Regions from separate parts of the Homo sapiens genome. Here all the other regions are linked to region 5. A link is a contact called in ENCODE Hi-C or POLR2A ChIA-PET data. All regions are on one chromosome and are shown on one strand. The core of a region is the stretch at or near the end of the contact, and the rest is flanking DNA. Distances in the headings are between cores, read along the strand shown.

Region 1 (4,958 bases), core at 557-3,056, 1.1 Mb after region 5:
GAAGATTTCTGAGCAGAAGAGCCCTATAATATGAATTGTGCTTTCTGAACACTAATATCTCACGCAGTCCTCATGAGTGATCAGCTTTTTAATGGGCTGAAATTTGTGTTTTATTTACGGCCAGATGCGGTGGCTCATGCCTGTAATCCCAACACTTTGGGAGGCTGAAGCCAGGAGTTTTAGACCAGCCTGGCCAACATGGAGAATCCCTGTCTTTTATTAAAAACACAAGAATTAGCCGGTCATGGTGTCACATTCCTGTAATCCTAGCTACTTGGGAGGCTGGGGTGCGAGAACTTCTTGAACCTGGGAAGCAGAGGTTGCAGTGAGTGAGCCGAGATAGCACCACTGCACTCCGGCCTGGGTGACAGAGCAAGACTCTGTCTCAAAGGGAAAAAAAAAAAAGTTATTTATGTTTCTAATGAGGGAAATTTAGCAGCATATTTTACAGAAAATAGGTTTCATTTCAATGACAAATGATACTTCTTTATGGGTCTCATTAGAGAACTGAAAATACTTGCAAATACAGTATATTTGATAATGTCATTTTCTGCTCTAGATCTAATCAAAGTTGTCAGCAAAATTAATTTAAGGTCCACAATTCTCTACTCATGTTAACCTGAGGGAGAGGTTATTGTGCTATTAGGACTACGTTATAACTGAGAAACTGTTAAATGCCTTCTCATACTCCTCTAATGGAGACAACCCAAGTTTCAGAGAAACAGTTTATAAAGCACTCTATAACATAGTGAAGAGCATTATGAAAATATCTGGCATATGCAATCTTGTTAGCATGAAATGGGTAATATTAAACACAGTCCCTAATATCACTGTGGCACCCCAATTTAGAAGAGCTATACTGTACCAACTTTGCTTTCCACCCACAGAAAGGACCAAGTATGAAGTTATATAAACACCATTCTCCCTTAATTGAGGAACTGGTAATCGAAATACAAACTGATCTGCTTATTCACTATTTACATGGCCATTCAAAGTAATAAAATTTTAAAAGTAAATGTTATGTTGAAAAAAGTCAAGTGAAAAGCAAGATGTTATCCAAACAAATTATCTGTCTTTAAACAAAGTAAGTTTTCCTTTCCTTTCAAATAAGAAAAAAAGAGAACCAAAAAGTTCACCAATAGAAGTGTAATTCACATGAATCGCAGTGATGGTATACCATGGAATAGGAAAAAATAAGTTACAAGTCATAGTTCAAATTTTTTTCATACCCCTGCCTGTACTGTAACTTGTGAACTCTAGAACTTTAACAGACTTTCTGAAAGCTGAAAAGAATCCAGTAACTCGTACAGAGAACCTCATGAACAGTTCCTGAGGTACCACAAGCACCTGTTTCCAGCGTGTTCCAGCCATGGCTTGTAAGTGGACCTGCAAATGCTGCAATGTCCAGGGTACCAAAATAGGGGAAAGGCGCCCAGGCACAGCTCAAGGGAGCTAGCTTACCCCAAGGCTGTGTTTGACAGGGATTTGGGAACTGGAGAGGAAGGAGGAGGAGGCAGAGTACAGCCTCTGTCCTACGGCCCCACACCCACCGGCAGACATCCATCCTCCCGCCTGCGCCCCGCCGCGAGGGGGTACTCACAGCTCTAGTCTCATACAGAACCAGCTTCTGGACCGAGCTGATGATGGGGGCGGCGGCCGTGGGCATGGCGGCGGCAAATGGGGGCCCCACAACAGGGCACGAGCCTCCGGACCGCCCCAGGAGACTCGGCGAGAAAACCCCTCAGGCCCTGGACATCAAGTCCAGCCAGGAACAACACCCATTAGGCACTAAACCTATAGATGATCAGGTGTTTCCGGATCCCTGCGCCCCGCCTCCAGGCAAGCCCCGCCCCTCACGTCGGGAGCGGGGCTGGAGGACGTATCATAGAGAGGTCGGGTAGAGGCTCCCGGGACCTGCGTGCTGCCGAGAGAGGAAGCGAAGGGCACCATCTTTGGTAAGGATTGGAGGAAAACATGGGCGGAGAAAAAGTCGACGGATTAATTGAGTCTATTTATCTCCTCCCTCTCTTTGGAAAAAAGCGGAAGGTTTGGGATTGGGTAGCTTCTTTTGAAAAGGGTTCTCCGAGTTGCAGGATAGATCCTTGTGTTTTCCCTGCCTGCTGCGGCCCATTTTCCTGGAAGCCGGCCCTCTGACGGTCCTTCACTGAGTGTCAGTTTTCCCCTCACCTCTAATCCATGTTGTACCTACGCTGTGTGGCCCAAGAAATTGTTTTAAAATCACCTAAAGCTGGAAAGTGTGGCTTTGCCACACGTTTGTGCGTGAGGCTAGCCACTTGAAGTTGTCGACAGAGACTAGCGCAGTGTGGCGGAGCCGCGCTTGAAATGAGGTTTCTTCATTTCATGTGTGCGACATAAATGGGCATGCGCGTACCCTCTCTTCCATAGTTGTGAAAATGAGTGTATTATAATTATAAATGCCAAATTAGGTACAAAAGTGACTATTTCGAATTGGAAAAGAAATGACAAAGAACTACAGCCCCGCCTCTCGAGGCCCCGCCCCACCAAGCAGCAGGTGCGTGGCGGCCAGAGGTCTCCCCGGCAACCGCCCGACAGCCCCGCGGAGTCCCTGGAGGCAGTTGCTTCCCTGAGGAGGGTCCGGCTGCGGCCAGGTAAGGAGCCTTCCGGCGGCCCGCTGGGTCGTGGTCCGCCCTGGAGGCATCTTGGTATCTGTTGCACGGAACCCCGCCTCCTGCGGGGACCCCCAGACCAGCTTCTTTTCTTGCAAAACGGTCTCTTTGTAAATCCACTTTTTAAAACCACGTCTCCTTTCAACGACTGAAGTATTTATTCCACAAATATTTACTGAACACCTACTGCAAGAGTATAAGATGTAGGGGAGAGGCAGCTATCCTATCTTAGGCGGCAATTCTAGGTTTCCCAGGAAACCTCTAAACCTCAGAAACCTCTGCTAGAGGGCTTCTCAACTGCTAAGTGTAAGGAAACTTTAAAAAAAAATTATAGAATTATAGCATACCCAGATAACATTCATGTAATACCAAAGATCATATTGTAAATTAAAATTTGAGAAATTACAAAAATTGTAAAGAAATACTTAAGTCTATGTTATTTTGCGCTTCTTTCCCCCTGTAGTTTGGTACTCCTTTTATTAAGAACTAGAAGGATGGCCGTGTCCGTTCTGGCATTTTGGACTTGGATCTTTTAACTGGGAAAAATAGTTAGCTGTGTTCTGTTTCATAATGAAACCAACTCTTCTGAATATTAGTTAAATGTTTGCACAGTGTTTTTATCTAGGATAGCAACTCTTAAAATACCTGAAGGATTCTAGTTTTCAATTATTATAGTTTAGCACTTCCATTTTAACTTTATCTTAGTTTATTTCACCCGGAATCAGATCCTAAGACAAAACTTTGAAGGCAGGTTGTTTATATGAGACGTAATCCCAGGAAACAGCAGCAGGGAGGGGAAGAAAACTAATAAAGGAAATATTACCAGAGAAATTTCTCTGTGGGCTGAATTCACTAGGGAATACTGGGAGGCATGTCTCAGTTATCCCCTCTTGAGGGGCAAGGAAGCTGGAGTATTTATTCGCCAACTTCCATCAGTTATTGGATGAAGCCTGATAGGGCAGAACATTGATGCCCTAGAACTTCCAGTCTACCCTGTGTTCAGGGAGAGTAGGTTCTGGCAGCCAGAGAAAGCCCTTAGGCAAAAAGTCGCACATGCTAACATTTTGGAAGTTGGGCTGGTCGTGCATAGAAAAGGTGTATGTCAAGTGGATATGGGGGAGGCACTAATAGCAGCTGCTACATTCCACCCTTTGCAGCACTCGTATCCATTCTTCCTCCACATCAAGTTCACACCATGCCACCCTAATTCTTTAAGGTAGTGGCTAGTCTCAATTTTTAAAAGAAAAGGACTTACAAAAAAAAAGATTAATGGGACAAGCTGCAGAATCCACTACTGCAATTAATCTGAGGTCTCTAATTGATCATCTCCTTCCTCTAACATCATTCTAGATTTTCCTTACTCTTGGCCAACACTTCTGCTGGTCTGTGTTTGCCCAGTAGGATAACAAGCTTTCATCCCTGAGGAGCATAAGCCCTTGGTTACTGTGTCATTGTAAGGTTTTGGTTGCTGCAATTACCCATTCACTGGACATGAAAGCATCAAGAGCTGTCTCAGAGAATCCCCTGAGTTCAAGAAATGCATCCCCTATCCCACTTATCTAGCAGTTTATGGCCATACCACCCTGAGCACCCCCAATCTCATCCAATCACATAGCAGCAACCCTATCTCCATCTGCCAGTGCAATAACTCCTTATGAGCTTTTGGAGTCAAAAATGACCAGGTGGCAGCAGTAGTTTTAAGATTTAATGAAACCTTTACTGGGTCCCCTGATAGAACCATCTCTCCCCTCCACCAGACCCAGGACCTCTTGTCCAGAAGTGAGGTGCAAATTTCCCAAGTCAATCACTGAGAGTATTAGTGAGAGGGGTCACTCCTACTTCCAGCCCTTGATTCAAAGCATGTTCCTCATCTTGAAGTACATTGTCTCAATCCCACACAATCCCAAGCTAGCGCCTTAGCTGTGCCTTTAAGAGACCATTCCAACATTCTGTCAAACCAGTAGCTTCTAGGTAAAGTGGTATTGTAAAAAGGGTCCTCTGATCCAAGGCAATGGTATATGAGATCTCATGAAGATAAATGAGACATACTCTAAACCTTTAGGTAGTGGTGCTGGCCAAGGCACTGCAGGTAGGAAAAACAAGCCCATATTAGGAGCATTTGTCACTTGCCCCTTTAAAGGTGAAGGGGTCCTGTGTAATCAATTTGTCACTGAATGAATGTTTTGTCTCCTAAAGGGGTTGTACCATATTGAGGGCTCAATATGAACAGGTCTCAATTTGTAATCAATTTGTCACTGAATGAATGTTTTGTCTCCTAAAGGGGTTGTACCGTATTGAGGGCTTAATATG
Region 2 (4,619 bases), core at 1,351-3,850, 1.3 Mb after region 5:
ACACCTAGGCTCTATGGTACAACCTATTGCTCCTGTGCTACCAACCTGTACAGAATGTTATTGTACTGAATACTGTAAGCAGCTGTAGCACAGTGGTATTTCTGTATCTAAACATATCAAAACATAAGAAAGACACTTAAAATACAGTATACTGATGGCTCATGCCTGTTATCCTAGCACTTTGGAAGGCCTAGGTGGGCAGAGCACTTGAGCCCAGGAGTTCAAGACCAGCCTGGGCCACATGGCAAAACCTCATCACTACAAAAAATACGGAAAAAAAAAAATAGTGGAGTGTGGTAGCATATGTCTGCAGTCCCAACTACTCAGAAGGCTAAGTGGGGAGGATCACCTGAGACCAGGAGGTAGAAGTCACAGTGAGCTGAGATCATGTCACTGCACTCCAGCCTAGGCAACAGGGTGGGATTTTGTCTCAAAACAAAACAGTATAAAAGAAAAAAAAAGTACACCTGTGTAGGGCACTTACCATGAATGGAGCTTACAGGAATAGGAGTTGCTCTGGGTGAGTCAGTGAGTGAGTGGTGAGTGAATGTGAAGGCCTAAGACATGGCTATACACTACTGTAGACGTTATAAACATTGTACGCTCTAAGCTACACTAAATTTATATGAAAAAAAATTCTTTGTTGGCTGGGTATAGGTGGCTCATGCCTGTAATCCCAGCATGGGAGGCTGAGGCAGCATTTATTTTTTTAAATGGGTGTCCTGTGTCTTTATTTGTGAAATCTGGCAACTCTCCACTCCATCTGCTGCCCCTCACTCACTGTGCTCCAGCCACACAGTCCTTGCCGTTCATCAGATGCTCCTTCCCAGTCTGAGCCTTTATGCTTGCTTTTCCCTTGCCTAGAACATTTTTATTCCAGATCTTCCCACAGCTGTCTCCATGTCATTCAGATCTCAGCTCAAATGTCACCCTATCCTGATTTCACTTCCCTGTCAGTCTCCATCATCATTCTTTATAAAATTTAACACTTTCTGAAACTATTATTCATTAGTTTACTTGTATATTTGTCCTGTCTCCCCTTAGTAGAATGTAAGCTTCATGAGAGCAAAGGCCTTGTTAGTTGCTGTATCCCCAACACCTGACGCCAATGTCTGGCTCTTAGTAGACACTCGATAAATATCTGTTAGATGAATGTATGACACCCCAAATCCTGTTCTGCAAGATTTAAATTTAAGAAGACCTGTTAGGGGTAGACCGGCTGGCCTTAACAAGAACAAAAGTTTTGAAAAAGTCAGTATGGATCCAAAACAAAATTGCCTTGAAGAAAGGGCTAGTCTGTGTTGTGGGTGGCTGATGCTGGAAGATCCTCCAGACTCAGTCTTTCCTCGCAGGATTATGCTCCAGTGAGCAATGATTGAATGAGGAAATGGAAGTACCTGGCTTACCTTGGCACTGAGTCTTCTTATGCCGTTGAGGACCTCTGGAGGGACAGTGATTTGACTGCAACCCTCGTAGCAGCAAGAAACAATGAGGTAGCTAACTTCCTGCTGGTATGCAGAAGTCAGGGAGCGCTCCCCATCCCACTTGTACCCCCACAAATCCAGAGGACTTAGAGACAATTCAATATGAAAGGGAAACCTCAGAGAAGGAGCATGTGTGGCTTGAGCTAGTTTTAATAAAATCTAGTAAAAATGTAAGAGCCAGGTTGCTAATTACACCTCCGGTTCAAGATCAGGGAGGCTATAGATGGCATGTTGGGAATCTGGAAATGGGCAGAAAAATAAGTAATTAGGTATTGGCTAAGAGAGAGAAAATGCTGAAATAAATGGATGGAAGCAGGTGGGGAGTAGATCTGGATGGGGCTTGTAGACCACATTAAGAAGCCTGGACTTTATCCAGAGGGCATGTGGGAGCCACATGGATTCTAAGCCAAGGAGTGACTCTAGTCTCTGGATCTCATATGTACTTGGAGAAATCCTCTGTACTTCTGCGAATTAAAGAGAACAACGCTGCAGCTGAGACCAGTTAGAAACAGTCTATTGAACAAAGATGATGAAAGTTTGAATAATAATGATCATTTTAATCACAGCAGACGAATTAAACCAGGCATTTCCTAAGCCCATTACATACTTAATTTTGTTTATGCAATAGCAACCCTACCAAAGTGGCACTAGTGTTAACATCTCCATTTTACAGGTAAGGTAAAGAAGTTGTGAGGGTAAGTAATTTGCCCAAGATCTCTCAGAACCCAGGTTTCTCTGACTGCAGTGCTCTCTTCATTCCCTTAGACTAAGGCATCAGGAGTGGGGAGGAAAAGGAGGCAGATGTGAAAAACATTTAGGAGGTAAGTAATAGTTATTATATTAGCACTAGATAATGACGATGGTGATGATGATGACAATGATGATGACGGTAAGGGGGATTTCATGCCTTTATACATTCAAGAACAACACCAGATTCGGTGTCGGAGAAGAGATAAAATTAAGGTATTGGCGTTGAGCTAACAGTTTAATACGATATAAAACTTCCCAAAGGGAGGGGTCACAACGCCTCTCCTGTCCATTGCCCCCAATTCACCGCAAAAGTCGCTCCTGCCTGGGCTCCCCGGCAGTGCCACACGCAGGACCTCGGGCGCCGACACCGCCCCGCCCCTGGCCGCGCCCCGCCCCGGCCACTGTCCCTCCTCCGAAGCCGCGCCCCTCCCCGCCCTGCCCCGGCCCCGGCCCCGGCCCCGGCCCCAAAGCCCCGGGCCTGCCATCTCGCCCCGCCCTGCCCCGCCCCGCCGCGGCTCCCCCGACCCCAGGCCTGCATTCTCGCCCCGCCTTGCCCCTCCCCTCCCCTGCCACGCCCCAACCCTTGAACTGCCTTCGCGCCCCGCCTTGCCCTGCCTTGCCCCGCCTTGCCCCGCCCCGCCCCGCCCCGCCATCTCGCCCCGCCCCGCCCCTCACCTCCCTTCCCCTCCCCGCCGCTCTCGTGGCCCCCACCTCCAGGGGCGCCTCTGCGGGCCACGTGGTTCGGCGTCCGCGCGCAAGCGGCTCTTGGCGCCGCGCTTCCGGGTTGGCTGTGGCTGTGGCTGCGGCGGCGGCGCAGGAGCAGAAACCGGTGCGGCGCAGAAGCCCCAGAGGCGGGCGGGGCGGAGCGGAGGGCCAGCGGGCCCCGGCGTGGGTCTCCCGCCAGGCCGCCGGGTGAGTTGGCAGCGACCCGGACCCCACCGGGCGCCCCTGAGCGGTAGGTCTGCCGCGCCGACCCCTCCCCCGCCGTGTGCTCCCCAGTCGGGCCCGCGGGGCCTGGGCGGGGAGGTGGGGGTCTTTCCGCGCCACCTCTCCCTGCTGGGACCACCCGGGGCTGCGGGGGGCTCCGCGCCGCCCCTAGTGTGTCTGGCGGCCCCACGCAGCTTAAGTTATTAGTATTTTATTGCAGCTACCTCACATTCACTTTGCACGTGCACATTTCTTCACTCTTCACATTGGTTCCCACATACGAAATGGCTAATAATCTGGGAGATGGAGGCAGCTTCGTTCTCCCTGAAATAGTTGTGCAACCATAGAAAGTTCGTGCTTGCGGAGGATTTTGGAGATGGTTAATCCCATTCCTTCATTTTATAGAAGGTAGACCCTGAACCGTTCCATGAATACTGGAGAGTCACTCAGCTAGTTAATGTGCGGCAGGAGGCTGAGGGAGAGAATTGCTTGAACCTGGGAGGCGGAGGTTGCAGTGAGCCGAGATTGCGCCACTGCACTCCAGCCTGGGCGATAGAGCGAGACTCCGTCTCAAAAAAAAAAAACCGCGAGCTAAGTTGTTTTGTTTTTGTTTTTTGAGGTGGTGGTCTCGTTCTGTCGCCCAGGCTGGAGTGCAGTGGCACGATCACGGCTCACGGCAACCTCGAACTCCCAGGCTCAGGTGATGCTCCTGCCGCAGCCTCCTGAGTAGCTGGGACCACAGGCGGGCGCCACCACGCCAGGCTAATTTTTGTATTTTTTGTATAGATGAATTCTCTCCATGTTGCCCAGGCTGGTCTCAAGTGATCCGTCGGCCTCGGCCTCCCAAAGTGCTGGGATTACAGGCGTGAGGCCACTGCGCCCGGGCCCAGAGCTAAGTTTGTAGACAGACAAAAATGGTAATGGTAAAATTCAGTTAATGATGTGAAGTGAATAGGAAGTTCATGTGGGCTGGCATTAACCTTTTAGACAGTGCTTTCTCCTTTTTAAACCTTGTTTTCTTATTTCAGATTTAACCCTTAGTGGCTTCTGAAGAAAATGGCAGAAACATCGCCAGAGCCTTCTGGGCAGCTTGTTGTACACTCAGACGCTCACAGTGACACTGTGCTGGCCAGTTTTGAGGATCAGAGGAAGAAAGGCTTCCTCTGTGACATTACTTTAATCGTGGAGAATGTACATTTCCGGGCCCACAAAGCCTTACTTGCTGCCAGTAGTGAATACTTCTCAATGATGTTTGCAGAAGAGGGGGAAATCGGCCAATCCATTTATATGCTGGAAGGCATGGTTGCAGACACCTTTGGTATCCTGCTGGAATTTATCTACACAGGTTATCTCCATGCCAGTGAGAAAAGTACAGAACAAATCCTGGCTACTGCTCAGTTCTTAAAAGTCTATGACCTGGTAAAGGCTTACACAGACTTCCAAAATAATCATAGCTCC
Region 3 (4,532 bases), core at 487-2,986, 1.2 Mb before region 5:
TTTCAGAGAAGGAAAAGTATGCATAATGTGGTGTGTCATTCCTGATTTGTAAAATGCTTGCACATGTGAATCATAATTCAATTAGATGGGGACAGTGACAGGCATCCTGGACTTGGAGTCAAAAGACCCTCATTCACCTTCAAGCTCTGCTACTTTTCTGAGCTCACTCACCTTAGACAATTTCCTTCAGGCCTCCCTGCCTCCAAGCTTCCTACCTCCCCCAGTCCAGCCTCAACATTGCCATTTGATCTCTTTTTCTTAAACACAAATTAGATCATGTCACTCTCCCGCTCAAAACCCTTTTTCACTCCCCCTGGAATAGAACCCAGCTCCTGGGAAGCACAGTAGAAGGCCTTCCACGATGAAGCAACCTCACCCCTGCACTATCCTTGCCTCACCTGCCAGCTCAGGTAGCACAGACCTGCTGTACTGCGAGTCCCCCAGCCTCTTGCTTTTGCTTATGCGATTCTACCAGGACAACCCTGCCCACTGCTTTATCTGATAAGCAGTTTGCACAAGCGACTTCTCCCCTGAGAACGCTTCCTAACCAGCACCCACAGCAAAGCTCCTCAAGCAATTAGCGTGCCACCCTGCCCTTGTAAAGCCCATACTGCAATCATCTGTTTATATGCACGGTTGCAAGATTTTGCTTATAAAAATAATGATAATAATAGATGCCCAGTTAACTGCTTTAGCATATATGGGACACACACACACACAAATTCCGTGTTAACCTGAAATTCAAATTTAACTGGGCATATGTTCATATGGCTTGTCCCTACTAGACTGGGTCACTGAAAATAGAGACTGAGACATCTTCATAGCCTTGGTACCCACAACATGACTGACTTACAGCAGGGGCTTGGGAAATACTTACTTTAGAGTTTTTAGCCTTAAAGTTACTAATCTTACAGGAAAATGAATAAACACTCCACTCACTTTTTATTTGCCTTCTTCAGTGAGATCTACATTAAGTGAGATCTAGGTTTTGCAGAAGGCTAAAGGTCACCCTTCTGCAAAATCTAGATTGCAGTTTCCAGACTGTCCGGCTCCAACCTGCCATGAGCCCCTGCGGACGCTAGATGGCGGAATGGGTTAAGGGACTAGCCCTGCTCTGGGGTCCGGGCGCCCCTATATAAAAGCAGGCGCTTCCTCTGCCGCAGAGCCCTGCATTATTGATTGTGACGCTGCCGCAGAGGTGGGAGGAGCCCGCCGCCATCTCGCCAAGTCTGCAGTATCGGGAACATGGCTTTAGGATCCTTTTCTCTCTCTGCAAAAAGTCCCTCGATAGCTGGAAAGAGAGAGCTCTCTGTGGCCCACATGATTGTTTTCATTCATAGGAAGATCAGACCTTCCCATAGTCAGAATCATTTTTATTTCACATTGTCATTCTGAATAGCGGCACCAAAGAATAGCAGCTGTACTTTCTGAAAGCCACTGATTTGAATCGGCACCTATCGTAAAATATTACCGCGTCACTGAAAGGCAAAATAGTCGGGGGCGGTGGGGGAAATTCATCATCTCTTTAGGTTTCTCAGTTACAAAACATTCTTATAAAAATAGATGAAAGTACTACGGACGTAAAATAGTTTCATGATATTTAAAACCACGGCCGTATTTTCAACCAGCATTCATTGGAACCGGAATCTGTATCTTGGAACTGAAAAGCGCTGATCTGAAACTAAACCGTGGGTGGGGCCCTGACGCCGTCCCCTCCGTGGCACCCTTCCCTCCGGGCCAGCAGAGGGCGCTCAACGGGCAGTCAAAGGGGCTCTCGCAGGAGTCCTGCCTATACAAACATTTTATTTTAGCAGGGAACTGAGTTGTCTATTTACTCACCAGTGTTTTTATTTAGCCAATGCCTTTCTTTGAATATAGATGTGCTGATTAGAGTGCTGTATTGTTCCCTCTCTTTATGAGCCACACATATAATGCATCCTCCATGTTGTCTCATTTGAGTTTCCTTTGTGAAATGAGAATTTAGAGACAGTGTAAAACATCTTGACTAAAGAATCTTAGATTCTGTACTCATAACCATCAAATATAATTCAACAACACATTTAAAGCAGCTTTTCCTGTTGAATCTTTCCCAAGCATTTTGCTTTTTCTTTCCATTGGAAATATCTTTCTTCATGTATCTGTGTATCATCAGTTTTAGTAATATTTGCTCAAATTAATATTTGCTCAAATTGTGTCGTTATCGGGATACAATTAAGTGGAATGAACAGATTAGGAAAGAGGCAAACAACACACTGGGCCTACTAAAGAGGAGCCTCCTCTCCTACCAGCTGTGAGCTCTCAGTGAGCTCAGGGTGTGTTCGTATGTTCCACGAAAGAAACTAAGAGTTAATTAATCTGTCCTGGTACGCGGAGGTCAATCAAGACAGTTTCCACCTGAATTCAGAAAGGTTACATCATTGTTTAAAAGAAATACACACACACACACACACACACACACACACACACACACACCACTTTTCCAAATCCACATGTAATGTAATTGAATCAACTGCTAAATCAAATGCTGTCTTAAGACTTGACAGAACAAAACTGAGCTCACGCTTACACACACTAGGACTGTTAATTGATGAGGCTCATCCACAAAAGACTCTCCAAAGTGAATCTCGTGTCACAGTTTCAGAGTGTGGAAAGCAACTCTTCAGTCCTGGATGATGGCTTTCAGAATGCCATCTGTGTCCTGTGCATGCCAGGCACACAGACACTGCCCTTACCTGCCCCTCAGGTTTTATGTCCAAAGTTAGTATGTCCACCTTCAGTAAGCAAGAATATCAGTTCTTAAACTCAGGTTCACAATAAATATATTTTTAGAATCCCTTAAATCAAGTCGCATGTAACTCCAAGTCCCCCTTTTATTGAGCTGTTGGACAGCTGAATCATAATCATTATTGGGCACCTCCTCCATCCTGGTTTGGGTCAGGGTTCCAGGTCCCTGCAGCCCACAGGCAATGGTTCCTTCAGGTTTGACAATCCTGCTATTTCAGTACCAGCCTTGGGTCATGAGAACATTGGTGCACTGGAAGATGCTGCATCTAGGGACCAATCTCCCTGGCTGGAGTCGCTGCTAGGGATATCTTGGCACCTCCCCAGCCCAGCACACTGCCAAGGAGAGGTGAGCAGCTCCCATTCTCACAGGACCTCTGACCAGTCTTGGGGGAGGAGAATCTCTTCCAGCCACCTAGCTGCTCCAAAAATGTGCCACTTCCTCCTCCCACTCTAGGAATTTACTGTAAACGGTAGTATCAGCTGTAAACCCTTTCAAACAAGATGGTGCCACCATCCCCACCCCCATTCCCAATAAAACTAAGGAGCTGCAGAAACTAAATGTGTGGATTGGCACTGCATGGGAAAAAGTTCTGTTCTAATGGGACAACGTAATGCTAAAGATTCAAAGCCACTTTGATCAAAAACATTCTGTCTTTTCTGGACAGTTACAAAAAGAGGAAAGATGGAAACTTTCCCACCATGGAGAACATGGGAGCTCTGTTTTGGGGCTCTTGAAGCATTTCCATGTATAAACACTTTGTTTTGTTAGCCAGCATTTTCGGTTCATGCATTCCTTCAGTCCCACCTCTAATTAAGCAAAGGCATTAAATTTTTAGTATCAGTAATAAATATCCCTTCCACCCCCCAAAAATGTTTATTACAATTATATGTTTTTTCTGCTACTGAAAAGGAATAACTTAAGTTTATGTGATGTAAATGTTGGCTTTGAGAAAATGAATAGGGAAGTGAGTCAGGAAGCAATCAACAGGAAGCATAATGGTGGGAAAGAAAGCTGGGACTCACAACCCCTGAGATCTGGAGGGTGAATGCAGGTCACCGGGCCACTTCCTTTAGGGAGCTCATTATTTCAGAGACAGCACACCATTGTTGGAACCCTGTGTAGCAGCACTGTCTAGCAGAACTTTCAGCAATTATGGAAATATTCTATAATATAGAACTATAATGTGCTGTTGAGCATTTAAAATATGGTCAGTGTGAATGAGGAACTACATTTTTTATTTTATTTAATTTTAATTAATTTAAGTTTAAATAGTCATAAGTGGCTAGTAGCTGCCATGTTGATAGCATAACTCTGAAGTCTTTTTTCTTTTTTAATCCATAATTTATCCCTCACATATTTCCATAAATGTTTTTGTAAGCTAAGACAGCTTACAAAAAAATCAAGCACAGTATAAAACAGGAGAATTAAATTTTTTTTAATGATTGAAAAAAATAGTAAAAGAAGAGGAAAGCTCTGTAAAATAGAGCAGAGAACTAGATGCTCCCAGACACATGGAATGAGTCAGTGCCTTTGAAAATTAAATTTATTTCTAAATTGCTGGAAAGTAAAGCAAAAATGAAAAGTCATGCAGGAGGGAAAGGTGAAATTTGTAGTTAACCATTGTTTGGCTGCTCAGAAACACTCAGTTCCTGAAAATGGTCGCCTTGCCCCTGAAGCCCTTACTCTCAACCATTTCTTCTAGTTGGTATGGCCGAGCTCCTCTGGGTGATACCCCTGGGACCTCATC
Region 4 (4,930 bases), core at 733-3,232, 1.4 Mb after region 5:
ATTCCCAAGCTTGGGCCACACGATGTGCTAGGTAGATGTCCTTCTGTCGATTGTATTCGGCATGGAGCTGAGCAAGATAGATGAGATCACAGCAGATAAGACTGAGGGTCCCAGGGGTATGTCTGAATCAAGCCTGTGTCTGTCACTTGGCATGGTGTTTGGTATACAATGGATAAGCCTTGCCCATTGCTTCCTTATAAGATCTTGCCCCCACACCTCATCCCCAGGTATGAGAGCTAGAGAAGTACCATCTCTCTGTCCCAGGACTGGGCTGCATGTCCCAGCCCTAGGCACTGCCAGCTTCACTCACATGGGTCACATAGGCGTTGAGCACCATGCCACTTAGATGGAGCACCAGCAGCCCCACAGCCTTCCCACTGAACCAGTCACCATGATGGATCTGCAGGCAGGAGGAGATAGAAACTCAGGGCACCGCCACCATCTTTCTGCCCATCCCCTGCAGCTCTCAGAGGGCTGCCTCCTCTACCTTGTATTACTGGAGGTGGGGAAGGGAGGTGGAAGAGGTCAAAGGTCTGCCTTACCATGTAGGGGTAGCCATTGAGAGTGTAGATGTGCTGGGTAAGCTCCTGGATTGGATGTTTGGAGAAGACACAGAGGCCACTGCCAATGATTCCGCTGAAAGCCAAGCCCTGCTTAATAACCAGAAAAACAGGGAGAGACACCCAGCCTTCTTCCCCTCCCTTGTCTTCCAGCTCTGATCAGCTATTTTTTTCTTTTTCTACTGCTGGGACTAGCCCTAGAACCAAGGCGACAGCCTTTGGAGGAGTATAGGGCAGCCAGAAAACAAAGCTGAAATGGGCTGAAGTCATAGGACCTTCTTGGTTCACCCTTCTCCTTCTCTCACATCCAGAGGGAGAGGAGGCTGGAGGAGACTGGAGAGTGCAGGCAGGATAGGGAAGGGCTGGCAGGGCCAAGAGCCTCCTGGGATGACAACAGGCTTCAGGCCAGTGGGCTTCTCACCTCCGGAAGTGGTGTGCAGCTGGGTAGGTAGGTGACAGCTTCTGTCTCAGGTACTGGAAGTCCTGCTCACTCCACACCTGAGGGAAGCGGTGAGGATGCCTGCTTGGTCTTTCCCCAGTGGGACGGTCTGTCCCTCCTCCCAGCCTGGGTTCCGCACCGTGCTGCACAATCTCACCTCCTCCAGCAAAGCCAGGTCGAAGCTCTCCTGGTTCAGAAAGTCTCCCAGGCGCCTCATGCGGTCGGCCCGGTGCTTGCTCAAGTACGGAATGCCCCTAAGGAAGGGAAGAGCGGGGCAGGGGAGGCGACTGCTGGGACCACCGGCGCTGGGGCCAGATGTGGACTTTGGAGGTTCGGGTTTTCCCTACACCCTGAGATCGTGGGGCGGGATAGGGGGAGGAAGGCTGCATGGGTGCGAACGGAAGGTGGCCCCCAGACCGCACTCCGCAGACGCACTCACCAGCAGTTGAGGTTGAAGATCCGCAGTCGCAGGGAGAAGTTGGGCTTCATGGTTGGGGAGCTCCAGGGGCGCTAGGCGGCTCGAACTCTCCAGCGACGGCCGCGGTGGGGACGGGGGCGGCCGGCGGCGCCTTCTCCCCAGACCGTTCCTTCTTCGCAGGCGGCGCGCACAGGTGGGCACCAAGCCCGCGTGGCTCAGGTCGGGCCCGACTCCCGCGTTCCCCCGGCAACCGGCCGGCTGTTCCCAATCAGGCGGGCCGCCAACCCGGAAAGGCGATCCGCTGCCGAAATCCGGGCGCCCAGGCTCGGTAAGGGCCGCGCGCTAGGACCCTGGGGGTCCGGAGAGCGCCCCCGGGTGGGCGGCTCCCGGTTCCTTTTCCTCCAAGCTCGTCCCCGGCGGTCGCGGCCGCCCGCGCGCCGGCGGCCCAGCAACAGGCGCAAAGTTGAGGAAAGGCCCAGCCGCCACGGGCCGCCCTCGACCCGCCCCTGGGCCCCGCCTCCTGCGAGCGGCGGAGGCGGGGCCGCGCGGTTGCCGGAGCGACGCGCAGTGTTTGGGGTCACCGGGCGTCCCCGGGCGCGGCCATGGCAAGGCCGCAGCCGTGCGGGCCCCCGCACGCTAGGTGCGGCTCGCCGTCGCTGCCGGAGCGGCCGCTGCAGGTGAAGGTGGTGGGGCTCTTCAGCTGCCCCAACTTTCAGATTGCGAAGAGCGCCGCTGAGGTAACCACAGAGAAACCTCCGTCGTGGGCGGCCCTCCCCGCTACCCGCTCTCGGCCGCGTGGACTGCAGGCGCCGCGCCTCCTCGAGGCGGCGGGGGTCGAGGCCCCACCGGCCGAGGAAGGGGCTGGCGTGTCCTGGCCGGGCGGGCTCCGTCTGGAGGACCGGGAGGAGAGTATAGGGGGGCAAGTGCGGGTCCGGGGGCGGGCGTTCCACTTGGCGACTTTTAAAGGGAGAACTGAGCGAAGGAAGGGTTCAGAACCGCGCTGGGAGATAAGGTAATCCCCTCCGAGACACACACACACACACCCGCAGATTTTGTTCTACGTCAATTTTTTCTTTAATTAGAGATATTTAAATTTATGGAAAAATGATTACTATATAACTAGCTAATTTTTACAACCCCGCCACCTCGGCCCAAGCGATTTTTGTTAACTATTCATGCGGGGAGATTCTTTTCTTTGAATTTTATAGAGCCGTCACTGCGTTCCAATCGAACTAGATGCTTCACAAGTGCTTTGGAAAATCATTTCTTTGTAAACACTCAGAACGATACTAAAGGAAAAGCACTTGAGGAAACTGGAAGAATTTGGCCAGATCAGTCATGCTGCAGCACACTTACAACCTGAAATGCAGGAGAAATGTATGAAATGTCGGCATGTAGAATTCAGCCCTTCTTACAGGGTTTGCTCCAGAAATGCTGTCCATGGCAAACTTCTCGCCGAAGCTCACTTGACTCCAGGACCATGCCTTAATTAATGTTTTTAACTCCCGAAGTACCCAGCTGGATACTTGACAACAAAATGTTCCCAAATAGAAGATATCTTGGCGCGGTGACTCACGCCTATAATCTCAGCACTTTGGGAGGCAGAGGCGGAGTTCTAGACCAGCCTGGCCAACATGGTGAAACCCCGTTTCTACTAAAAATACAAAAAATTAGCCGGGCGTGGTGGCGGTCTCTGTAATCCCAGCTACTCAGGAGGCTGAGGCACAAGAATCGCTTGAACCCGGGAGGCGGAGTTTGCAGAGAGCTGAGATCGCGCCATTGCCCTCCAGCCTGGGCGACAGAGCCAGACCCCGTCTCAAAATAAATAAATAATAAAAAGAAAACAAGTGATCAGAAGTCTGTGAAAATAATACATGAATCATCAAAAGTAGAAATTGTGGTCTGTGTTGCTTGGGCAGACGGGATCAGCAACCTTTTATTACCAAAGTTAATGGCCATGAAGTTAATTACAAAGTTAATGTATTAATGAGTTTCAGAGATTTTTTTTCTCTTTTTTTTCGCTCTTTTTCTGAAGGCACATATTTTCTGTGCCGACTCCACATTGTAAAGAAAGTGTTGACAAGTTTTTTTCTGTAAAGTCCAGATAGTAAATATGTTAGGCCTTCTTGGCAATAGGGTCTCAGTCACACCTGTTTAGCTTTTTCCTGTGTTGCAAAAGCAGACACAGAGATGGAAATGAATGACAGTATTCCAGTAAAACCATATTATGGACACGAAATTTGACTTGCGTATAATTTTCACATAACGTGAAATACAATTCTTTTGATTTTTTAGAATTGTTTACAGGCCGAGCGCGGTGGCTCTTGCCTATAATCCCAGCACTTTGGGAGGCTGAGGCGGGCAGATCACGAAATCGGGAGTTCAAGACCAGCCTGGCCAACATGGTGAAACCCCATCTCTACTAAAAATACAAAAATTATCCAGGCATGGTGGCGGGCGCCTGTAATCCCAGCTACTCGGGAAGCTGAGGCTGGAGAATCGCTTGAACCCGGGAGGTGGAGGTTTCGGTGAGCTGAGATCGTGCCACTGTGCTCCAGCCTGGGCAACAAGAGTGAGACTCTGTCTTAAAAAAAAAAACAAAAAACTGTTTACAAATCTAAAAATTATTCCTCTCCAACCCCTGATGTAGAAGACAGTAGGTCGAGAAAACAATATCTTTATTGTATTAATAATGTCAATTTTCCCTTTCTTAAACTTTTACCTACTGTAGTTATATTCAAATATGAAAATTCAGCTAGTTTTTTTTTTCTTTTTTTGGAAGAGATGGGGGTCTCACTGTGTTGCCTAGGCTGGTCTTGAACTCCTGGGCTCAAGCAATCCTCCTCGACCTCCCGAAGTGCTGGGATTATAGGCATGGGCCACGGTGATGCCCAGCCTCTAGTTCTGTCTTAATAAAGGATATCTGAATGTATTCCTAACATGATAATTTGTGAGCGATCCCAGATGCCTGATTAACTGACAAAGATTTAGATTTGTGTTGAATGTTCCCAACACAAAGAAATAATAAATGTTTGAGATGATGGATATGCTAATGATAAGTATACATTATATGTATTGAGACATCACTACCCCATAAATATGTGCAATTATTATATGTCAATTGAAAAATAAAAAACAAAATGTAAAAACCAAACACACAAAAGATTGAAATTTGTAGAGAATAGGAACAAATATTGCATACATTTTCATTTGGATATAGTCCGTTCTACAACAAATACTAAATTACTAAAAAGACATGTGTTTCATTTGAAAACTGCTGGATTTATAGTTTATTCCAGATGGTTAGAAATAGCAGTCAACCGGGCCAGGTGCGGTGGCTCACGCCTGTAATCCCAGCACTTCGGGAGGCTGAGGCAGGCAGATCGCCTAAGGTCAGGAGTTCAAGACCAGCCTGGCCAAGACCAGCCTGGCCAACATGGTGAAACCTCGTCTCTGCTAAAAATGCAAAAATTAGCTGGGCGTGGTGGCGGGTGCCTGTAATCCCAGCTACTT
Region 5 (5,018 bases), core at 908-3,407:
AGATACCATTTTTTTTTGAGTCGGGGTCTTGCTCTGTTGCCCAGGCTGGAGTGCAGTGGCATGGTCTCAGCTCACTGCAACTTCTGCCTCCCGGGTTCAAGGGATTCTCCTGCCTCAGCCTCCCGAGTAAATGGGACTACAGACACATGCTACCACACCTGGCTAATTTTTGCATTTTTAATAAGAGGCAGGGTTTCACTGTCTTGGCCAGGCTGGTCTTGAACTCCAGACCTCGTGATCCACCCGCCTTGGCCTCCCAAAGTGCTGGGATTACAGGTGTGAGCCACTGCACCCAGCCTGAAGAGACTCAAGGTCTAAGGAAGTTTTCCAGGAGTGGGTGATGTAGCAAATAAGGTAAATCATTCCCCCTCCCACTAGTTTTCCAAGTTTCTTTCAAAACCTAGCAGGCAGTTCACTATTCTTTCCTTATCTACCACTTTGGGTAGAATTGACAATTCCCTTCTTTGTCCTCCTAATGAATGTGTTATGTCCTATCCTAGCACCAATCATGTTTAAGTGTGTATCCCAAACATTTGGGACATTAGGCTCACCATTACAGGGGAGGAAACCCTCTTAGGTTCTTCAGCTGGTCTATAAACTAAATTGATACCAGTCAGGTTAACAGGAGAAAAAGTTTTAATTACGTATGTATGCACAAGAGTCCCACAAAATATGAGACTCAAAGAAGGGCCAGATGTTTGACACTTATATTACATCCTGACCTCAAAAAGGAAGTGGGGCCCGGCATGGTGGCACGGACCTGTAATCCCAGCTACTCAGGAGTCTGAGGCAGGAGGATCCTTGAGCTCAGGAGTTGGACGCCAGCCTGGGCAACACAGCAAGGCCAGTCTCTTCAAAACAAAAGTGGGGTTTGGGGCTTCCAGGAGTGGTGGAGACAAGTTAAGAGAGGATAAGAGGAAAAAATGTCTAAGGTGAATAAAGGTTGACTTTTATGCAGATAAAAGTATCTCAGATGATACAAGTTGACTAGCAGCAGCTCTCTTTCTGGTAAGATTCCTTTAATTACGAAAATTTCCTTTAGAAATGTAAATTTCTCTTTACAAAGGAAGAGTTATTCTTTATTTTAGGCAGTAGTGGGATAAGTGAAGCATTTTCCTGTGTTGGCTGGATCTTAATTTATTTTGCTAAAAGACATCAATATGCCAGAGTGGCGTATTTTGGGGTGGCATATTCTGGACTCCTTCAGTTATAATTTGGGGTAGTGTGTCCTGAGCCCCAACACAATGAAATCAATCAACGTTCACCCTAACTAAAGGGGCTTTCTTAAACATTCTAGAACCTCACATCATGCATAGACCATAAAAAATCCTTTACAATTCAACCCAAAGGATCGTAAACGCGGCTTCCTCCAGGCACTTTTAATTGTCCTTAGACAGATGGCCAAAGCCTGGTTATGGGAACCGCATATGCTAAGAGAAAGCTGACTACAGCGCCAAGAAAATGATGATTGGCTGCTGGGGCTCAGAAGTTGCATGTTCTCCTCTGGCCAAGGCAGGCTCTAGGAAACTGCTGAAGGTTCAGTTTTTGAAATACGGTTTTTGCATCGTAAAGAAAAAAGATCAACCTATCAGGAAGAACCGAGCACATCCAATCACCAATCAAGAGCGGGAAAGAAGCCAAAGCCTGGGGATACCCACGCACCAACGAGGACGTCATTCTCCAGCCCCCGCCAATGAGCAGCGGGACGGGGGGCGGGGCAATAGGCGGACCCACTGCCCTAGAAAAGAAACAAGCTGCGGTACAACTGTCCTCACCAGCCCTCGCCTCCCGAGTCACTGCAGCCAACCCTTCAGCAAGGTGCTGATTTAATGCTTTCCATACTCTCTGCGTGGGGCTAGTTACAGTGAAGTATCCCCTTCCCACTAGAGTAAGGCACTTCTTTCCAGTGTCTCCCCGAGAACCGCAGAAAGCACACTGGAACTTCGAGCTTTCTACCTTCACAGGAACCGGGAGCCGTGCGCTACCTGAGGGGGAGGGGCGGCCCTGGTACGCAGGCGCGCATGCTTTGTGGGGGCGAGGCTGTGGTGGCCCGAGGTAACCTGGGAGCTGTATTTCTTACGCCGGCAAAACCGCCCAGGCCGCTGAGGCCTTCGCGACTTCATTTCCCAGGAGCCTCCGCGACCATGGGGCGGGCCAGTGAGTTCGCTAATGAGCTCGAGGAAGCCACGGCGCGGCCCACCAGGTTCCAAAACAAGGAAATGAAGGAGGGAGGCGGGACTGGGGGTGCCTGCGGGAGCCGCCGCCGCCGTCGCGGAGGAGGAGGAGGAAGAGGTGGAGGAGGTGGCTGCTGTGGCCGCCGAGGAGTCCCTTGCTGAAGGCGGACCGCGGAGCGGCGGGCGGCGGGCGGCGCGCGCGCGCGCGCGAGAGGCGGCTGTTGGAGAAGTGGAGCGGCGGTCGCGGGGGGAGGAGGAGGAGGGACTGAGCGGCGGCGGCCCCCGCGTCCCGTGCCTCTATGGGGGAAGCAGACAATGGATTATGATTTCAAGGCGAAGCTGGCGGCGGAGCGGGAGCGGGTGGAGGATTTGTTTGAGTACGAAGGGTGCAAAGTGGGACGCGGCACCTACGGTCACGTCTACAAGGCGAGGCGGAAAGATGGGTAAGAGCAGGGGCGGGAGGAGTAGGCTCGCTCGGGTCCTCGCCCTGCCCGCGACCTGGCGGGATGGGTGGGTCGGATCCCAGTCGGGCCGTGCCCGAGGGGCGAGGCGGAGGGGGTCGCGGGGTTGCGTCCGGACACCGACTCCGAGGGGCGCCCGTTCCGCCCGCCTCCCCCGCGCGGCCCCGTCGCGTACCTCGAACTCCCGCGGCGCAGCCCGGTCCGAGGCGTCGGTCCCGTCCCAGAGGGGCGCCCTCCGAGTGCTCGGAGACGGCGGGGGGACTCGAGTTGGGACCGCGGTGGAGGAGGAGTTTGTGGGGTCTAGTCTCTTGGGGGAACGCAGCGGGCAGGCAGAGCTCCGCTGCGGAGTTGCCGCTCCGGCCCTGGGTAGTGACGGTCGTTGTGGAACTTCCAATCGGCTGAGCGCCTCGCGGGGGCGGCGGTTTGAAACCTCGCCGGGGAGCCTGTCGGGCGAACGCGGCCTGGGGTCCTCGCCAGCCCCACGGCTCTGACCCGCTGGGCACCGCCGCCCCCAGCAGCGATCTCCGCCCTTCGGGCTGGCCGGCCCGTTGGCTTCTCTATGCAGTCCTCCCATCCCTGTTGTATGCCCGGCGTCCCGGGTTTCTCATTCTCACATTCTGAATTGCGTACCTTCCCCCTTCGAAGGAGACCTGATGGGCTAGCTGCGTTTCGCAAGCGGCAACTTAAGAGTTGGCTGAATTCTCTGCTACCCACCCTTTACCTTGCAGCCCCTTGGGTATCTTGGGTATTATGTCCTCCACTCCATCCTCTGCCAGATGACTGTGGGCTGGGGCTTATGGAGTACCTATATTATCAAGAACGGAATACGAAGTGACAGAGCTGGGCCTGAACCTTTGTTTTCCTAGGAGTTGAGGGAGAACTGTAGGAACACCTTGGGAAGCCTTTACTGGTTGTCCTCTTAAGAAGAGCTGGATAATGTACTGAGAATACCTGTCCTTTCTTGGTCCTGGAGGGCAGACAGCAGCTACAGCAGGACTGGTGGAACCAGCTTCCTGGCAGGAATTACCCTCCCCCAAAGCTAGGGACCCAGGAAGATGCCCTGTCCAGCATAGACTTTAAAGAGAGTCAAACTCTACGGAAGAGGATTGTAACGGACCATTTCTGAATAAAGTGATGATCAGCCACAATGACATTAGTAAAATTTGAAGTGCCGCTTATCTTTGTGCGTGCTGTTATAATTTGATGTGGTTGGTATATGAACTCTAGGACTAAAGTACGTTGTGTGCGTATGCACTAACTTCATAAAACAACTCTATTATAAAGTGTTTTGTCATAAGGTATCGTGAAAATTGCAAAGTGCTATCCAAGTGTAAAGGATTATTATTATTGCAGAATTTTTTTTTTCTTTTGTAACTGAACAGGCCTTAAGGTACTCAGTTGTTTCTCATAATTCCTTTAATTACCAGGTGTCCTTGAATGCTTATCATGGAATGTGAGATACTATAATTAACATATTTTGGTTTTGGAATATCCACTCCACCTGTTATACTAGTGTTCTTGTGGGAATTTTATCAGTTATATTTGGGGAAAGCACATCCAGTTTTCCGTTTGGACATTGTTAATAAATCTGAGGTGGGTTTTTCCCATACTCCTCATGCTAACTTTGTGGTATACTTTTGGTTTTAAAAAATGTATCTTAGTGTTTTTTTTGTTAAAATAGCTTTCTTTTATTAGGGAACTTTTGAGAAGTTAAAAATTCTGCTTCTGAATTGTATTTGAATAGTATGGGCTTACAACAAAAACCAGATAATTCTTGCTTCTATTCTTTTTGAATATTTTTCCCCTCTAATAAAGTACTTGATTCGAATACACTTCCTTTTTGAGTGAAATTTGTTAATTAGAATTAATAAAGCTTCTTTACTAGAGTAAGATTAGTTTGTGTGTCTTCAAAATATAATGCTTTTTTTCTAAAAAAAAAAAAAACCTCTCAGGATCTGAAAGCATTAGTTTAAATCACTGTATTACGTATAAGAAAAACCGTAATAAAGGCTTTTTTCCTGGATGAAAGATCTGGTTGAGATTTGCAACTTTACAGTAAACACCCACGTCTCTTGTGGGTTGGTAGTGGGATTAATTTTATGTTCATTGATACCAGCAATTTGAAAGAACATCTGTGTCCTTTGGGTTCATGTTAAATTTTTTTTTTTTTTTTTTTTTACTGTTTTAAACAGTGGGCAGATTTGCATAGTAAAGGATTTTACACTCCGATCATGGTAGATTACAGTTTAGCTCTTTCTAGATTTTATTTTGGTTAACTCAGAAAATGCATAATGCTATTTTAGGGAGCCAGAAATCACATAGGTTACATTAAAGATAAATGATTCTGGTATATATAATGTAGTATATAACCAAAACATTGTTC
Region 6 (4,597 bases), core at 1,659-4,158, 1.1 Mb before region 5:
TAAAACAAGTAGAAAAATACAAAATATATAAACAATATCAATAAAATCAAAGAGAAGTTCTAGAACAATGACTACATTCTAATTTGTATAATAGAAGCTACTCATAAGAAAACAAAACTGGTGGTTGTGGAAGACAATATTACTTACCTTGGGTAGGCCAGGGACAGCGTCTCAGATCTTTAATCAAGTTCTTGGTAGAGATTGGCAGAAAAGATCAAAACGGGAATAGTATACAAATCTTTTGCAGTGCTCTATTCACTTGTTCAGACCATTAGCAAATCCTCCTGAGGAGTCCAAATCCATTTAAAGCTACATTTAAGACGGGCAACAGATAAAAAAGTAGGTAAGCAAAGAATTACAAAAAACAGGATGAAGTCTTGATGGGAGCAGGTTAATCTGTCATTTTAATCACATTGTCTCTTTGTCCACTAATTAGATCAAGAAGCTATTACAGTTGCAGACACTAAGAAGTGACTTCTCGTGAAGAAACAGAGAGAGAGGAGGAGAGAGGGAGAGAGAGAGAGAGAGAGAGAGAGAGGACTTATCCCACCTACTCCAGATTTCCAGATTTAGCGTAAGATAGATTGAACTAAACATGAGATTTCAAGGAGATATATAGCCTAAGAGTGTTTTTTTCTTGAGAGCATATGACACTTAGTCTGTCCGGAATAGTTTGAGAACAGTTTTACTATTTTTCCCATTTTACGTATGAGGACACTAAGGTTCAAAAAGGATAAGCGACTTGCTTCATCAAAGCGCTCCCAACAGTGAACTGTGGAGCTGGAATCAGAAACAACTCCAGACCAGTGCTGCCCGATAGAGATATAACTTGAGCCACATAGGTTATTTAAAATTTTCTAGTAGACGCATTTAAAAAATAAAAGAAACAATTTAATTAACTCTAATAATGTTTTATTTAGCACAGTACATTTAGACTATCATTTTAACATGTAATCAATATTAAAATGGGATACTTTACATTCCATTTTTCATGCTTGATCTGAAATATCTAATACATCTTTTACATTTACAGCACATCCTAATTTGCAGTAGCCAAATTTCCAATACTGAAGTACATTTCAAGTACTTAACAGTCATGTGGCTAGTGGCTACCTCCTCGGACAGCCCAATTCTAGAACTATGGTCCTCAAGGTGCTGTCTCCAGATTGGCTGTATCAACATCACCTGGGAACTTGCTAAATGTGCAAATTCTTGGGCACCATCCCAAACCCCCTAAATCAGAACCTCAGGTGGTTAAACACAGCAATTCATGTTTAAGCAAGCCCCTTCAGTTATTTCTGATACATGTCAAAGTTTGAGAACCATTGCTCTACCCAACTGCCTCTGCATCCCAATCCAAATAAACCCAGAGCAGCCATTGCGGACTAGCCCTGAGGACGAAGAGCCTCTGCTCTTGAGATAAGCAATTCTTGGCTAAATGAAGCTGGCTTTCTCTTGTATGGAAATATCCTAGTCCTAGCTATGGTTCCATTTCTTGGGATTATGGAATTTCCAGACACAATTTAAACATGGTTTAATTTGTCATTTTGTTTAAGGAAAAGGAAAAAAATCCAGTAACCTCTGTATACTGTCACCTTGAGTTAGTTACTTAACTTTTCTTTTCCTCAGTTTCCTCCTCCATAGGATGCAGATCATTTAATAAATGTTAGCAACTTTTCTTAAAAAGTAGTGTGTACAAAAAGAAAAAAGTCAGCAAAAGGGACAGATTTTTTTAAACTACAGTAAAAACAAGTAGTGGGCCGGAAAGGCAATATTATAGATTTTGAGCACAGAAGCAGAAGCTGATTCACTTATAATTTCTTAGAACATTAGATTTGCTGAGGGGGAAGGTAGGGTTCTTGCCAAAATCATTAAGGAGAGCGATTCTGAGTATGCCTTAAAGCAGAACTTTCAGTAAACAGGAATTACCTATAAAGAAAATCAGGAAGCCAAAGTGTTTCTTTTTATGAAGTTACATCCTGCCATAGAAAAGCTGGATAGGAAATAAAGACCGATGCACTCCCAACTGTATACTAAACCGGCAATTATTTCATCAAGGGAAATATGAGCAAAAGCTCAGATTCAGTGAAGGGGAAAAAAACATGAGAAGTTTGAATGTTATGAGAAACCAAAGACAACCAATGACTACAATTAAACGAGGTTTTTTGGGGGTGGGGCGGGGAATGTACGAACAAATCTCTGTCATTTCAGGTTCCTTAGTCGCCGCTTGGCCCCTCCCCCTATTTCAGTAATACTTCCTCCAGACTTTTGCTAGAAAAAAAATATAAATGAGTGTCCGCAGAAATAGGGGACTGATAAAATGATCCTAATCTCCTTCTCCTCCTCATTGTTATTTGTTGTGCGTTTCCACGTTTCAGGACAGGATTCTACTTTGCTCCGTACTCTTTTCAGTTTGATCAAAGAAAACGCTGCTATCACCGCCCAATTTTCCATTTCATCCTCTCACCCTCAAATGAAAAGACACCAGAAAGGCAAGATAGCCCTGTCTCGAGGCAGTTTCCCATGGTTTTGGGGGAATGGCAGGTGCCAATCTGCAGCAGCAGCTGCAACCTTCCGCAAAGCGGAAACTGCAGTTCACACTCTCCGCTCTTTCTCCCGCCCTACTCCGCCACCTCACAACTCCACACAATCCTTAAAAACACACAGACCTCCTCCTCCAACCTCGCATTTTCTTGCACACCCTGCACCGCACGCACCCTGGGATGCCCGCTGCCACAGTAACGCTCAACCCACTCGGCGGCCCCACCTACTGCCGTCCCGCCCACGCCCCAGGCGCCAATGGTTGCGGCTCGCAGCTCCCAAGGGGCTCTTTGATAGGGCAGCCGGGCCTGTCACTCTCGAGGCGCGCCCCGCCCCCTCCTCGCTCCCCTCCGGAGCTGGAGGGGCAGAGCATCAGCAAGAGTAGCAGCGAGCAGCCGCGCTGGTGGCGGCGGCGCGTCGTTGCAGTTGCGCCATCTGTCAGGAGCGGAGCCGGCGAGGAGGGGGCTGCCGCGGGCGAGGAGGAGGGGTCGCCGCGAGCCGAAGGCCTTCGAGACCCGCCCGCCGCCCGGCGGCGAGAGTAGAGGCGAGGTTGTTGTGCGAGCGGCGCGTCCTCTCCCGCCCGGGCGCGCCGCGCTTCTCCCAGCGCACCGAGGACCGCCCGGGCGCACACAAAGCCGCCGCCCGCGCCGCACCGCCCGGCGGCCGCCGCCCGCGCCAGGGAGGGATTCGGCCGCCGGGCCGGGGACACCCCGGCGCCGCCCCCTCGGTGCTCTCGGAAGGCCCACCGGCTCCCGGGCCCGCCGGGGACCCCCCGGAGCCGCCTCGGCCGCGCCGGAGGAGGGCGGGGAGAGGACCATGTGAGTGGGCTCCGGAGCCTCAGCGCCGCGCAGGTAAGCAGGCGGCGGGGATGCGTCGCGGGAGGCCTCGGGGATGCTGCGGAGAAGCCCGGCCGCCGGCGCCCCCGCGCACGCCGCCCCCGCCGCAGGGCCCGGTGCTGCGGTCCCTTGGCCGCCAGGGCGCTCCGCGGGGCTGCCGGGGAGTCGGTGCTTGGGGTCTTCCCGCGGTTGCACCGGAGGACACCCCTGCGGGGTGCGGCCCCGAGGCAGCGCGGGGATGGGGACCCCATTTCCTCGCCCGCAAGCGGGCGCCGGGTGAAAATGGGAATTGGCTTGGGGGCGAGGCTGGCCCAGACTCCGCCCCCGCCCTCCTTTTGGGGCCCCCCGCGGGGACTGGGGCTGTGTGTGTTGTTTTAATGTCAGGGATGATGTAATCACTTAATAATTGATGCCCCGTGCTGCTTCCCTCCCCACCCAACCCCTGCCCCACTCCTCCACCTCTCGGCCTCCTCCCTCGGCGGCGGTCGCCTTCTCCAACCCATCCTCCTGCCTATTTCTGGCACCTCCCTTGCACTTCCCCCATCCTCCCCTTCACTCTTCCTGTGCCACCACCCACCCACCCTTCCCCTTTCCCCTGTGCTGGAGCCTTCCCTCCTCTTCCTCTGTCCCCCACCCCTCTGCTCCCTCCAGCTCTTTTCTCCTTCCTTTCCGGCTCCCTCGCTGGATTTCCTCTCTACTTCCCTAGATCCATGGCTGTTTTTGTTTGGGCTCCTCCCCTCTGTTATCTCTGCGGCCACAGGCGGAGGGGACTGGGCCAGAAGGAGGCCACCGAGCTTGGGCCCAGCAGAGATGTGCTGGGACTCACTGGGAAGAGGGATAATAAAATCACCCTTCTTGCCCCTCCTTCCCCCAATAAATCACACAGACTCGCCGGGTGTGTGAGTGTGAGTGTGACACAAAGAGCCCTTTCAGTGCATAGAGAGGAGACACACAAAGTACCCTAGGATAGGCACGATGCTTCTTGTCTCTCTTCCCTGGGGCTTCCCTTTCTTTCCCATGAAGCAGTTGATCTCTCTGAGTCTTTCCTGCCACATTTACCAAAAAATAAAAGAACCCCCGGATGCCGGGTGGCAGGTGTCGGCATTTTGCTGTGTTCAGAGACCGGTAGTGTTGACTGGCAGCTGCAGTGTTTCTTAGATTTAAGGGAACAGTTATCCCAGCAGTCTTAAGAGTTGCTTTACTTTTAAGGTAGCCTCCCC

What was found. A loop is a pair of places that touch in the nucleus more often than their neighbours do. ChIA-PET counts read pairs that join two places held with the same protein, here RNA polymerase II (POLR2A). Pooled maps may share reads with other maps.
Region 1: a map of CD4-positive, alpha-beta T cell shows a loop between it and region 5 (8-fold over the local background). The contact joins the promoter of FIG4 here to the promoter of CDK19 in region 5. A Hi-C loop is called at or near these places in 5 of 168 maps with a recorded cell type or tissue (CD4-positive, alpha-beta T cell, CD8-positive, alpha-beta T cell, naive thymus-derived CD4-positive, alpha-beta T cell and 1 more), 1 of 37 single-sample maps with no recorded cell type and 16 of 50 pooled maps. POLR2A ChIA-PET finds 5 or more read pairs at or near these places in 6 of 52 experiments (GM12878, OCI-LY7, activated T-cell and 2 more).
Region 2: a loop to region 5 is called in a map of CD8-positive, alpha-beta T cell, with 27 times the contacts of the local background. The contact joins the promoter of ZBTB24-DT here to the promoter of CDK19 in region 5. A Hi-C loop is called at or near these places in 3 of 168 maps with a recorded cell type or tissue (B cell, CD4-positive, alpha-beta T cell and CD8-positive, alpha-beta T cell), 4 of 37 single-sample maps with no recorded cell type and 17 of 50 pooled maps. POLR2A ChIA-PET finds 5 or more read pairs at or near these places in 2 of 52 experiments (A673 and CD4-positive, alpha-beta memory T cell).
Region 3: a map of CD8-positive, alpha-beta T cell shows a loop between it and region 5 (30-fold over the local background). The contact joins the enhancer-like site here to the promoter of CDK19 in region 5. A Hi-C loop is called at or near these places in 1 of 168 maps with a recorded cell type or tissue (CD8-positive, alpha-beta T cell) and 6 of 50 pooled maps. POLR2A ChIA-PET finds 5 or more read pairs at or near these places in 1 of 52 experiments (activated T-cell).
Region 4: a map of CD8-positive, alpha-beta T cell shows a loop between it and region 5 (23-fold over the local background). The contact joins the promoter of PPIL6 here to the promoter of CDK19 in region 5. A Hi-C loop is called at or near these places in 5 of 168 maps with a recorded cell type or tissue (B cell, CD4-positive, alpha-beta memory T cell, CD8-positive, alpha-beta T cell and 1 more), 9 of 37 single-sample maps with no recorded cell type and 12 of 50 pooled maps. POLR2A ChIA-PET finds 5 or more read pairs at or near these places in 3 of 52 experiments (CD4-positive, alpha-beta T cell, CD4-positive, alpha-beta memory T cell and activated naive CD4-positive, alpha-beta T cell).
Region 6: a map of B cell shows a loop between it and region 5 (7-fold over the local background). The contact joins the promoter of FYN here to the promoter of CDK19 in region 5. A Hi-C loop is called at or near these places in 3 of 168 maps with a recorded cell type or tissue (B cell, naive thymus-derived CD4-positive, alpha-beta T cell and posterior vena cava) and 11 of 50 pooled maps.

The regions. Positions count from the first base shown.
Region 1 is chr6:109,688,144-109,693,101 of GRCh38, reverse strand. It overlaps FIG4 (FIG4 phosphoinositide 5-phosphatase), which reads right to left and starts at 1,806. Exons shown (of 23, transcript NM_014845.6): 1 at 1,601-1,806. The coding sequence starts at 1,666. It overlaps AK9 (adenylate kinase 9), which reads left to right and starts at 1,900. Exons shown (of 41, transcript NM_001145128.3): 1 at 1,900-1,955. RefSeq lists an enhancer at 1,853-2,322.
Region 2 is chr6:109,481,625-109,486,243 of GRCh38, reverse strand. It overlaps ZBTB24-DT (ZBTB24 divergent transcript), which reads right to left and starts at 2,600. Exons shown (of 4, transcript NR_187591.1): 1 at 1,407-2,600. ZBTB24 (zinc finger and BTB domain containing 24) reads left to right here and starts at 3,025. Exons shown (of 7, transcript NM_014797.3): 1 at 3,025-3,146; 2 at 4,190-4,619. The coding sequence starts at 4,218. RefSeq lists silencers at 2,525-2,964, 3,045-3,334.
Region 3 is chr6:112,040,400-112,044,931 of GRCh38, reverse strand. No RefSeq gene overlaps it. Among named protein-coding and RNA genes, the nearest start is that of CCN6, 11 kb to the left of the region's middle. RefSeq lists a silencer at 1,068-1,167. Within about 2 kb of position 1,736, at least 40 of the 41 ENCODE cell types and tissues checked have a DNase peak (open chromatin) inside an H3K27ac peak, as active enhancers do; they include CD8-positive, alpha-beta T cell, where a contact is called at or near this core.
Region 4 is chr6:109,437,680-109,442,609 of GRCh38, reverse strand. It overlaps PPIL6 (peptidylprolyl isomerase like 6), which reads left to right and starts at 1,982. Exons shown (of 8, transcript NM_173672.5): 1 at 1,982-2,154. The coding sequence starts at 2,020. SMPD2 (sphingomyelin phosphodiesterase 2) reads right to left here and starts at 1,886. Exons shown (of 10, transcript NM_003080.3): 1 at 1,439-1,886; 2 at 1,157-1,253; 3 at 982-1,058; 4 at 543-636; 5 at 311-400; 6 at 1-67. The coding sequence starts at 1,488. RefSeq lists enhancers at 1,002-1,081, 1,242-1,311 and silencers at 1,725-1,930, 1,572-2,391.
Region 5 is chr6:110,812,608-110,817,625 of GRCh38, reverse strand. It overlaps CDK19 (cyclin dependent kinase 19), which reads left to right and starts at 2,157. Exons shown (of 13, transcript NM_015076.5): 1 at 2,157-2,617. The coding sequence starts at 2,490. It also overlaps a transcript of AMD1 not described here. RefSeq lists enhancers at 1,857-1,936, 2,510-3,062, 3,297-3,406 and a silencer at 2,577-2,886.
Region 6 is chr6:111,871,763-111,876,359 of GRCh38, reverse strand. FYN (FYN proto-oncogene, Src family tyrosine kinase) reads left to right here and starts at 2,908. Exons shown (of 14, transcript NM_002037.5): 1 at 2,908-3,392. LOC102724646 (a long non-coding RNA gene) reads right to left here and starts at 2,908. Exons shown (of 3, transcript NR_168402.1): 1 at 2,670-2,908; 2 at 148-309. RefSeq lists silencers at 2,779-2,868, 2,989-3,238, 3,389-3,788 and an enhancer at 2,837-3,336.